2 separate regions of the Homo sapiens genome follow, and region 2 is linked to region 1. Evidence: chromatin loops called from intact Hi-C (ENCODE). Cell type or tissue: breast epithelium. All regions are shown on one strand. Each heading gives the region's core, and the rest is flanking DNA. Links, peaks and the distances in the headings are about the cores only.

Region 1 (5,394 bases), core at 262-5,261:
TCAGTAACACATTTTTGAAAAGATAAGAACCCAATAAAAACAATTTTACACCAATTAAATTATTAAGGAATAGGCCAGGCACAGTGGCTCATGCCTGTAATCCCAAAGGAAAACAAAACTGGGAGGCCATGGTGAGAGAAGCGCTTGAGTCCAGGAGTTCAAGACCAGCCTGGGACCCCGTCTCTCCAAAAAAAAAAAAAAAAAAAAAAAAAAAAGATTGGCAGGGTGGTGCATTGCCTGTAGTCCCAGCTACTCGGGAGGATCACTTGAGCCTGAGAGGTCGAGGCTGCAGTAAGACATGATGGTACTACTGCACTCCAGTCTGGGTGACAGAGGCCTTGTCTCAAAACAACAACAACAACAAAAAATTGTTATGGAATAAATACTACAAGAAAGTGAGTATTTTACCTTGAAAAACACCTAAGTTTATGCCTGGGAAATGGGTGTCATAAGAGTTACCACTTGTGAGTTACTGTGAAGTGATGAAAGGAGGGTTATCTGACAAAGGGAAATTTGTAATACCAGTTGTGGCTGGGTGTGGCTCATGACACACAGTAAACTGAATAGCTGGTAGATATATAAAGGCTATCTGACATATAAAAACAAACTCAATCCAACAGTGAGGGACAGGCAAAATTTATGTGAACAAGAAATTTATTATTGTGGTACTATGTGTTTACCAAGAGCAATGAACATGAAGATTTTTCAGATCAATATGTCAACGTAGATCATCACAAATTATGCATTTATTAACAGTTATGTAAGTAATGTTTGTGCCTAACATACAATGGAGACTAACAGCATTCTAGTTTAATTCCTATTATTGATAGGCTTAAGCCTACTATCTTGCTATCTGTCCATCTGTTCTCTCCATCTTTTTCTGTGTTCTTTTTAATTCTTATTTTTGTTTTATGGCCATTATTAGTTTTCTGCTATACCTTTTGGCAGTATATTAATGACTACCTTATTAAGATTTTAATGCATCTTTGATCTATTACATTCTTGATTAAGTTAGTATATGTATCACATGCTGGCAATGCAAGAAACACTTTTAAAAACCTATTTACAGTGATGTTCCACATAACAAATGTTTCGGTCAACAACAGACCGCATGTACAACAATAGTCCTATAAGATTATAATGGAGCTGTTCTATACAAGTGTGCCATTTTAAATCTTTTATACCACACATTTTTACTGTATCTTTCCTATGTGATGTATTTAGATACACAAAACCATTGTGTTACAATTCCCTATTGTAACACAATAACAAGCTATTCAGTTTTGTAGCCTAGGAGCAGAGCAATAGACCACACAACATGGCCTAGGTGTTTAATAAGCCATGTGGTATGGTCTATACCATTTAGGTTTGTGTAAGTACATTCTATGATATTCCTACAATGACAAAATCACCTAACCACACATTCTTCAGAACGTATCCCCATTCTTACGCAACACATTTTTTGTTACTGTTGTCAAAAATTAAAATTAAATAAAAAAGAAAGATCTCTAATTAGTAATCCAATTTCTACCATTAAGAATGAACTAAACCCAAAGCAGGTAGCAGAAAAGGAATTATAAAGATTAGGGGAGAAATAAGAGGAGAGACTAGAAAAACAATAGAATCAACAAATTCAAAAGTAGGTTCTACTAAGCAAGAAAAATAAAAGAAGACTCAAATTACTAAACATCAGGAATTACAAGAGTATTACTACTAAACTAAAAAGGATCATAAGAAAACAATTATTAAATACTATGAACAATGAATTACATAACCTCCTTTAAATGGACAAATTCCTAGAAAGACACAAACTACTGAAACTGCATAGTAATTTTAAAACACAAAGACAAGCCCGTGCTCAGATGGCTTCACTGGGGAAATCTACCAAACATAAAAATTAACATTAATCTTTCCCAGACTCTTCCAAAAAAGCTAGAAATACTTCCTAACTCATTCTACAAAGCCAGTACTATCTTGTTACCAAAACTAGATAAAGGCATCACAAAAAAACTACAGAAAAAATATCCTTCATTAATACAAATGCAAAAATCCTCAACAAATTACTAGGAAATCAAATCCAGCAACACATAAAAAAGATTATAAATCATGACCAAATGGGATTTATATCCCAAAAACATGAAGTTCGTTTAACAAACAAAAATCAATCAATGTAATATATTAAGAAAATAAAGAACAAAATCCATATAATCATCTCAACAGGCATAGAAAAAGAATTTCACAAAACTCATCACCCTTTCACGATTTAAAAAAAATCATGAAAAATCATGACTCAGCAAGCTTGAAACAGAAGGAAACTTCCTCACACTGATAAAGAACATCTATGAAAAATCCCCAGCTAACAGCATACTTAGTGGTAAAAGACTGAATACTTTGACCTTAAGATTAGGGACAAAAAAAAGGATGTCTTCTCTCACCACTTCTATTCAACATAGTACTGAAACTTCTACCCTGGGCAAGAGGGCAAGAAAAAGACATAAAAGCCATCAGATCAGAAAGCAAGAAATAAGCATCCTCTATTGACAGATGGCACAATTTTGTATATAGAAAATCCTAAAGAATCTCCTCCCCCAAAATTATTAAAAGTAATCAAGTTCAACAAGACTACAAGATACAAGATTAATATGCAAAAATCAGTTGTATTTCTACACACTAGAAATAATTTGAAAATGAATTTAAGAAAATACTTTCATTTGGAACAGAATAAAAAAAAAGAATACTTAGGAATAAATATAACAAAAGAAGTGTGAAATCTGAACACTAAAAACGACATTGTTGAAAAAATGAAAGAACTGCTAAGTAAATGGAAAGACTCCCCATGCCATATTCATGGATTTGAAGACTAAATGCTGTTAAAATAGCAATACTCCCCAAATTAATCTAGAGATTCAACACAAACCCTATCAAAATCCTAACTTGCTTTGCTGCAGAAATTGACAAACTGATCCTGAAATCATACACAAATGCAAGGGCCCAGTAGAGCCAAAATAATCTTGAAAAAGAACAAAAAAGTTGGAAGACTCACACATTCCAATTTTAAAACTCAATAAAAAGCTACAGTAACCAAGAGAATGTGTTGCTGGCTTAAAAACAGACATAGAGATCAATGCCATAGAATTGAGATTTCAGAAACTCTTGTATTCACGATCAATTAATTTTGTTATTGTTGTTGTTTTGCGACAAGTAAGGTCTCACTTTAACCAGGCTGCAGTGCAGTGGCATGACCACAGCTTACTGCAGCCTTTTTTCTCCCGATTAGGTGATCCTCACACCTCAGCCCCCGAGTAGCTGGGACTACAGTTGCATGCCACCATGCCTGGCTAACTTTTTTTCGCATTTTTTGTACAGACAGGGTTTCTCCATGTTGCCCAGGCTAGTCTCAAACTCCTGGGCTCAAGCAATACTGTCCACCTTGGCCTCCCAAAGTGTTGGGATTACAGGTGTGAGCCACAGCATCTGGTAGATGAATTGATTTTTGACAAGCAGGAAAAAACAATCCAGTGGGGAAAGAACTGGTTTTTTTTTTTTCAACAAATGGTACTGGGAAAACATACAAATGCAAATGAATGCAGCTGAGGTCGGGCACAGTGGCTCAAGTCTATAATCCCCGCGCTTTGAAAGGCCAAGGTGGTGGGTGGATCACTTCAAGTCAGGAGTTCAAGACCAGCCTAGCCGACATAGCAAAAGCCCATCTGTACTAAAAATACAAAAATTAGCCAGGTGCAGTGGCACATGCCTGTAGTCCCAGCTTCTCGGGAGGCTGAGGCATTAGAATTGCTTGAGCCTGGGAGGCGGAGGTTGCAGTGAACTCAGATTGTGCCACTGCACTCTGGCCTGGGTGACAGATTAAGATTCTGTCTCAAAAATAAAAAAATATTTTCAAAAAGAATGTAGCTGGATCCCTATCTCACACCATATATAAAAATTAACACAAAATGGATTAGAGAGCTAACTGAAGAGCTAAAACTATGAAACTCTTAGATGAAAACACAGATGTAAGTCTTTCTGATAGTGGCTTAAGACAATGGTCTCTTAGATATGACATCAGAAGCAGAAGAAACACAAGAAAAAATAGACAAACTAGGCCAGGTGTGGTGGCTCATGCCTGTAATCCCAGCACTTTGGGAGGCTGAGGCAGGCAGATCACGAGGTCAGGAGATCGAGACCATCCTGGCTAACACGGTGAAACCCCGTCTCTACCAAAAATACAAAAACAAAATTAGACGGGCGTGGTGGTGGGCGCCTGTAGTCCCAGCTACTTGGGAGGCTGAGGCAGGAGAATGGTGTGAACCCGGGAGGTGGAGCTTGCAGTTAGCCAAGATCATACCACTGCACTCCAGCCTGGGAGACAGAGCAAAATTCCATCTTAGAAAAAAAAAAAAAAAAAAAAGTAGACAAACTAGACTCCATAAAATTTAAAATTTTTGTGATTTAAAGGATACTGTCAAGGAAACTAAAAGACAATTCACAGAATGGCAGACAATATATGCAAATCATATATCTGATAGGGTAACTTTTTACAGTATATATAAAGAACTCTTACAGCTCAATAAAAGGAAAACCCTACTAAAACAATGGGCAAAGGATCTGAATAGACATTTCTTCAAAGATGTATAAATGTCCAATAAGCAAGTAAAACTATGTTAATCATTAGTAATTAGAGATGCAAATCAAAAGACACTATGAGCTCTCATTTTACATACACTAGGATGGCTAGAATCAAGAAGATATGTGTTGACAAGAATGTGGAGAAACTGCAACTATCATAGCTGGTAGTAAGTAAAATGGTACAGCCACTTTGGAAAACCGTCTGGCAGCTCCTCAAAAAGTTAATCATAGGGTATCTATGACCCAGAAATTACACTCCCATTTTCTGCAATAAAAATGAAAACACATAGCCATACTATGTTACACAATTCTTCATAACAGCAATATTCTTAACAGTCAAAAAGTGTTTCCACCAACCAATGGATAAACAAAATGTGATATATTAATACAATGGAATATTAATTTGGCAACAAAAAGGAATGGAGTATTGATATATGATACAGCATAAATCAACCTTTAAAACATTAACCTTTAAAACATGTTAAGATAAAGAAGTCAGAAACGAGAGGTCACATTTTGTATAATTCCATTTATATGAAATGTCCAGAATAAGTAAATCCATAAAAACAAAATAGTTAGTTGCTGCCTGGAACTGGGAGGAGTGAGTGTTTTGGGGTTCCTTTTTCAGGTGACAAAAATGTTTAAAAATTAAATAGTAAGGGTTGCATAACTCTGTGAATATAGTAAAAATTACCAAATTGTGCATTTTTAAAGGGTGAATATGTACATGAATTATACATCTCAATACAACTCTCATTAAAAAAATAA
Region 2 (5,394 bases), core at 135-5,134, 57 kb after region 1:
CATCAAAATCAAAGCACTTTCTATTTGAAAGTACTTTTCTGTAAGATACAGAGCTTGGTTATATAAATTATGTACGTCAATAAGGCAATCTAGGCTCACTGCTTGTCTTCATAATTTTATAGCTCTCTCTCTCTCTCTCGGTTCTGGCCACATTTCAGTAAAGGAAGGGGTTATATAAGCATTCTGGTTTGATGGAAAAGTAATTTTATGATTGAAGTATGAACTGAAATGGCTCTTCCACTGGGCAGAGGCATTAATGCCATAAAACTGCCTTTAAGGGACTATTAGAGGGTCACCATGACTGCTGCAGCTCAGGGCTGTTACTTTCTAACCATTACATGCCTAATGTCATGTGTATTATGCTTTAATAACTATTTAAAAATTTGACCCCATAAGGACAATTTTGTAGGGTAGGTTAGGTGTCCCAGATCAGGTTTCCTAGAAACGGAGGCTGAGATGGGGTTTCTGGTACCTGTGATCTTTTGACAGAGTGCTCTCAAGTGAAATGTGTAGGGGAATAAGGGAAGTAAACTAGCACGGGGAGGAAGCCAGGCGAAGATGTAAGCTCGGTGAGGTCTGGCTCCAGCCTAACCCCACAGGAAGCTCTGGAGTGTGTGTGCACCATGCAGTCATCCCACCTTAAGGCAAGAGTCCAGGGCTTTTAAAGCCTGTATTAACCACTCATTAGCTGCAGACCACATTCCTCCCTGGGGTGGTATAACATCCGAGGGATCTCTGGGCAAGGAGGTGAGGGTGTGGCTATGAGTCACTGGCAACATTCCCTGTGGCCTGAGATGGGTGCATCAGCAGGTGACAGGACATGCTCAGGGCACCAAGAGCATCCAAGGATGCTTTTTTTTTTTTTTTTTTGAGATGGAGTCTCACTCTGTCACCCAGGCTGGAGTGCAGTGGTGCCATCTCAGCTCACTGCAACCTTCGCCTCCCAGATACAGATGATTTTAATGCCTCAGCCTCCTGAGTAGCAGGGATTACAGGCTCCTGCCACCCCACCAGGCTAATTTTTGTATTTTTAGTAGAAACGGGGTCTACCATGTTGGCTAGGCTGGTCTCAAACTTCTGACCTTAGGTGATCCACCTGCCTCGGCCTCCCACAGTGCTGGGATTACAGGTGAGAGCCACTGCACCTGGCCTTCCAGTCACATTTCTAATCACACACCTGATCATTTCAATGACTACATCTGCCTTAAGAGAACTCTCTGAATGTTGGCATTACTGAGCAATGTTGGAATGTCACAAGTCTTGCAAATATGTCCATCAAATAAGTTCACATTTTAATAGGTTTAATCTGGGAAGAGGGTCTTTCATAAAGAGACGATTTTTAGAATACGTGTGTACGTAGGAACACAAGCCCGTAAGTTTGGCTGTTGCCACCATGCTCATTACTGACCTTCATCATGTTTATTTTCATGGTCCATATGCCTTTTTCTACTCTCTGTTGACCATGTGAAAGTCTGTCTGTGTCAGCATGGTTTACCTTAGTTTATAAGGTCCTCATAGGTATAGGTCACAACTATTTACTGTTCTCTATGTTGCATGTTGCACAATTATGGGTTTAACAACTGCTTCTTGTTGATATAGGGATGTAACTCTGCTTTTTTATTATGGCAATGATATTCTATTTGATAATTGCCCAGGCCTTAAACATATGACTAAGGCATCATCCTGAGCAGGACTTGCAAACTCAAATACCTCCATGAGCCAGGTAGATAATGTAAAAGAGTGAACCAGGTCGGGTATAAAACAATAACAGAGTGGAGAGCATAAAGGAATTTCAAATCAAAACGTTCCAAACACTTCACAGGTCAAACAAAACACCTCTGTGGGTCAGATCTGGCCAATGGTTCACCAGTTAGTGGCCTAAAGGCTAGGTCTGAACTCAAAGCCGGAAACTCAGGCCAATTACAGGTGTCCTGGATCTGTCTTAGGTTTGCCAAAAGCTATCATTACTTGTCCCTGCCTACCGTGGGTGATCTGAAATACCAGATTTTTCAGTCATGCTGCCCTGCCTGTAGAACCAGACCTGGAGATTTTGAGATACTTCCTGGCTTGCCAGGGAAATCTGAGTCATAGGTGCCCCATTTACTTAACACAACCACAAAAAAACACCTTCAAAGAGCCTATTTCCTATTGTAGTGCCCTATATCTAGGAGGCACTCCTTAAATACTTCTTGATGACACAAGCAAGCTACTTTCATAATGCTTGATTTCAAGTCTTTATAACCCATCCAGTGGTCTTCATTCTAAGAATTAAGTGTAGGGGCTGGGCACGTTGGCTCACACCTGTAATCCCAGCTCTTTGGGAGGCCGAGGCGGGCAGATCACGAGGTCAGGAGATCAAGACCATCCTGGCTAACACGGTGAAACCCCATCTCTACCAAAAATACAAAAAATTAGCCGGGCGTGATGGCGGGCACCTGTAATCCCAGCTACTCGGGAGGCTGAGGCAGGAGAATGGCGTGAACCCAGGAGGCGGAGCTTGCAGTGAGCCGAGATCACGCCACTGCACTCCAGCCTGGGAGATAGAGAGAGACTCCGTCTCAAAAAAAAAAAAAAAAAAAAAAGAATTAAGTGTTCACAGTTTAATTATGATGCAAAGATTACATATACTATACCAAGTGTTGACAAGGATGTGCAGAAATCAGAGCCCTGATACGCTCAGACACTGCAGGTGTGAAAACAGTATGGCAGTTCCTCCAAGCTTAAACTTAGATTTCCCATATGACCCAGCAATTCTACTCCTGGGTATATACCCAAAAGAAAGGAAAACATATGTTCACATAAAAACTTGCACACAAATGTTCATAGCAGCATTATTCATAATAGTAAAAAAGTAGAAATAATCCAAATATCCATCAATGGATGAATGGATAAATAAAATGTTGGCCGGGCACAGTGGCTCACATCTGTAATCTCAGCACTTTGGGAGGCCGGATCGCTTGTGTCCAGGAGTTTGAGACCAGCCTGGGCAACATGAAGAAACCCTATCTCTAGAAAAAAATAGAAAAGTTAGCCAGGCGTAATGGTGCGCACCTGTACACCCAGCTACTCGGAAGGCTGAGGTGGAAGGATCTCTGGAGCCCGTGAGGTCGAGGCTGCAGTGGGCTGTGATCATGCCACTGCTCTCCAGCTTGGGTGACAGAGCGAGACCCTGTCTCAAGAATTTTTTAATTAAATTCAATTAAACATTTAAAAATAAAATGTTGTCTATTCATAGAGTGGAACATTATTCAGCAGTATAAAGGAATGGAGTTCTGGTTCTGATGAATGTTACAACACAGATGAACCTTCATAATATTATGCTAATTGAAGGGTGCCAATCACAAAAGACCACATATTTTATGTTTCCTTTTATATGCAATGTTCAGGATAGGCAAATCCATAGACACAGAAAGTAGATTAGTGGTTGTCAGGAGTTGGGGGGAAGAGAGAGTGAGGAGTGACTGCTAGTGGGTAGAAAATTTATTTTGGGGGTGGTGAAATGTTCTAAAAGGTATGATGGTGATGGTTGCACAACTTTGTGAATATACTAAAAACTGCTGAATTGTACATATTAAATGGATAAATTATGTGGTATGTGAATTATATCTCAATAAAGCTCTTATTTTAAAAAAGGTTACATGTGCTATGAAGGTTTTTGTCATAAGCACCAAATACTGTGTACATGAATTTACTGCCATGTAACTTTCAGTGCTTTTCTTACTCCTGGCACATAGTAGGCCATCAATAGATGTTTGTTGAAGGAATGGTGAATGGTTTCTAAGAAGCTAGAATATTCAGTGAATTGGGCTGGAGGATTCTGATTTAAATTTCTGGAGGCTATCCTGAAAATCCATGGATTTTCTTTCCTACAAGAAAGAAACTAGCATGAAGCTTGGCATATGGCATGCTCTCAATAAATAGCAGTTCCTTCCCTCTTTTTTCAAAACAGTTCTAAAATGTATTATTCTACTTTCTTAGTATCAACCTTTTCAGCTTTATAATGAATTATCAATGGAAATAGGAGTAGAAATTTTAAAAGACCAATCTTATTTGTGTCCAGTAGTGGGAGTCACACTCAGCTAAGAAATGGTTTTTTGATGTTAAAATTTGAATAAACGGGCTAGTACAGTGGTTCTCAGTGCATCAGAATCACCTGAAGAATTGATCTGGGGTGGGGCTCAAGAAGCTGCATTTCCAACAAGTTCTAAGGGAGACCAGCATTTCTTCCTTTTAAAAAAATTTTTTTAATTTTTGAAACAATCACAAAATTACAGGGAAATCAGAGATACAATTCAAAGAACTATTTCTACTGAGCCATTTGAGAGCAAATTGCTGACATCACCTGTGTGGAATTTCTACAAACAAGATATTCTACATAACCGAAATATAACCATCAGAATCAGGAAAGAAACACTGATGCGTTAGTACTATCTAATCTTCACATCCCATTCAAATTTTACCAGTTGCCCCAATAACATTGTTTACAGCTAATGATCCAGTTCAAACCATGCATTGCAGTTACTTGTCATATGTCTCTAGCCATGAAACACTTCCTCAGTAACTCCTTGACTTTCCTGACCCTGACACTTTTGAAGATTACAGGCCAGTTATTTTTTAGCGTCCCTTAATTTGGGCTTCTCTATTTCCTCAAGTGTAGATTCAGGTTATGAATCTTGGGAGGCATATCATAGAAATGCCTCTGTGTTCTTCTCAGTGTATCAGGTGCCACACAATAGTAATGTGTTGCATTTCTGATGATGCTAACTTTTATCATTTAATAAAGGTGCTGTCAGTCTTCTCCACTATAAAGTTATTCTTTTCCTCTTTGCAATTAATAAATATTTTGTGGAGAGATGCTGTGAAATAATCCAAATATCCCATTCTTCATCAAACTTTCATTTATTTATTTATAGCTCTATGGATGTGATTTCCAATTTTATTCAATAGGGTTAGAATTCATCATTATTATTTATTTTGATATTCAGATTGTCCCTCAGTAGGCTAGTTGGAGCCCCTCTACCTGTCTTCTATGCCTTTTGACTTGTCCCCAACACTTTCTGAGCACTTCCTGACTTTCAGGCACAACAAGATGTTCCAGACTCATCTCGCACTTTCCATGCTACAGCCCTGGAATCAGCCATTTCTCCAAGGAGCCATAATTCCTTTTAATTGCAAATGGTGTTTGAGGCCAAAATCTAGGTGCTCAGTGTGCTTATTGATATCGGAGTGTTGTTCCTCTAGGCCTTTTCAGCGAGAGCTAAGTAATATACATACATACGTATGTTAGGCATTGATTGCTGTATAACAAATTACCACAAATTTAGCATCTTAAAACAACACACATTCATTACCTCACAGTTTTGTGGCTCAGGAGTCCTGGCATGGCTTAGTGGA

The links. Peaks named below come from ENCODE experiments on the same cell type or tissue, not always from the same donor. Only the 100,000 strongest peaks of a DNase experiment are listed, where the experiment ranks them.
Region 2: it touches region 1 in a loop (16-fold over the local background); 8 of 110 quality-filtered maps call a loop at or near these places.

What each region holds. Positions count from the first base shown.
Region 1 is chr6:13,666,414-13,671,807 of GRCh38, forward strand. The region is part of intron 2 of RANBP9 (RAN binding protein 9); the gene reads right to left. Among named protein-coding and RNA genes, the nearest start is that of RANBP9, 43 kb to the right of the region's middle. In breast epithelium, for the core only: no CTCF peak of the experiment used is centred there; no DNase peak of the experiment used is centred there.
Region 2 is chr6:13,723,716-13,729,109 of GRCh38, forward strand. No RefSeq gene overlaps it. Among named protein-coding and RNA genes, the nearest start is that of RANBP9, 15 kb to the left of the region's middle. In breast epithelium, for the core only: no CTCF peak of the experiment used is centred there; DNase peaks (open chromatin) are centred at 746 and 2,016; H3K27ac peaks cover 1,461 bases.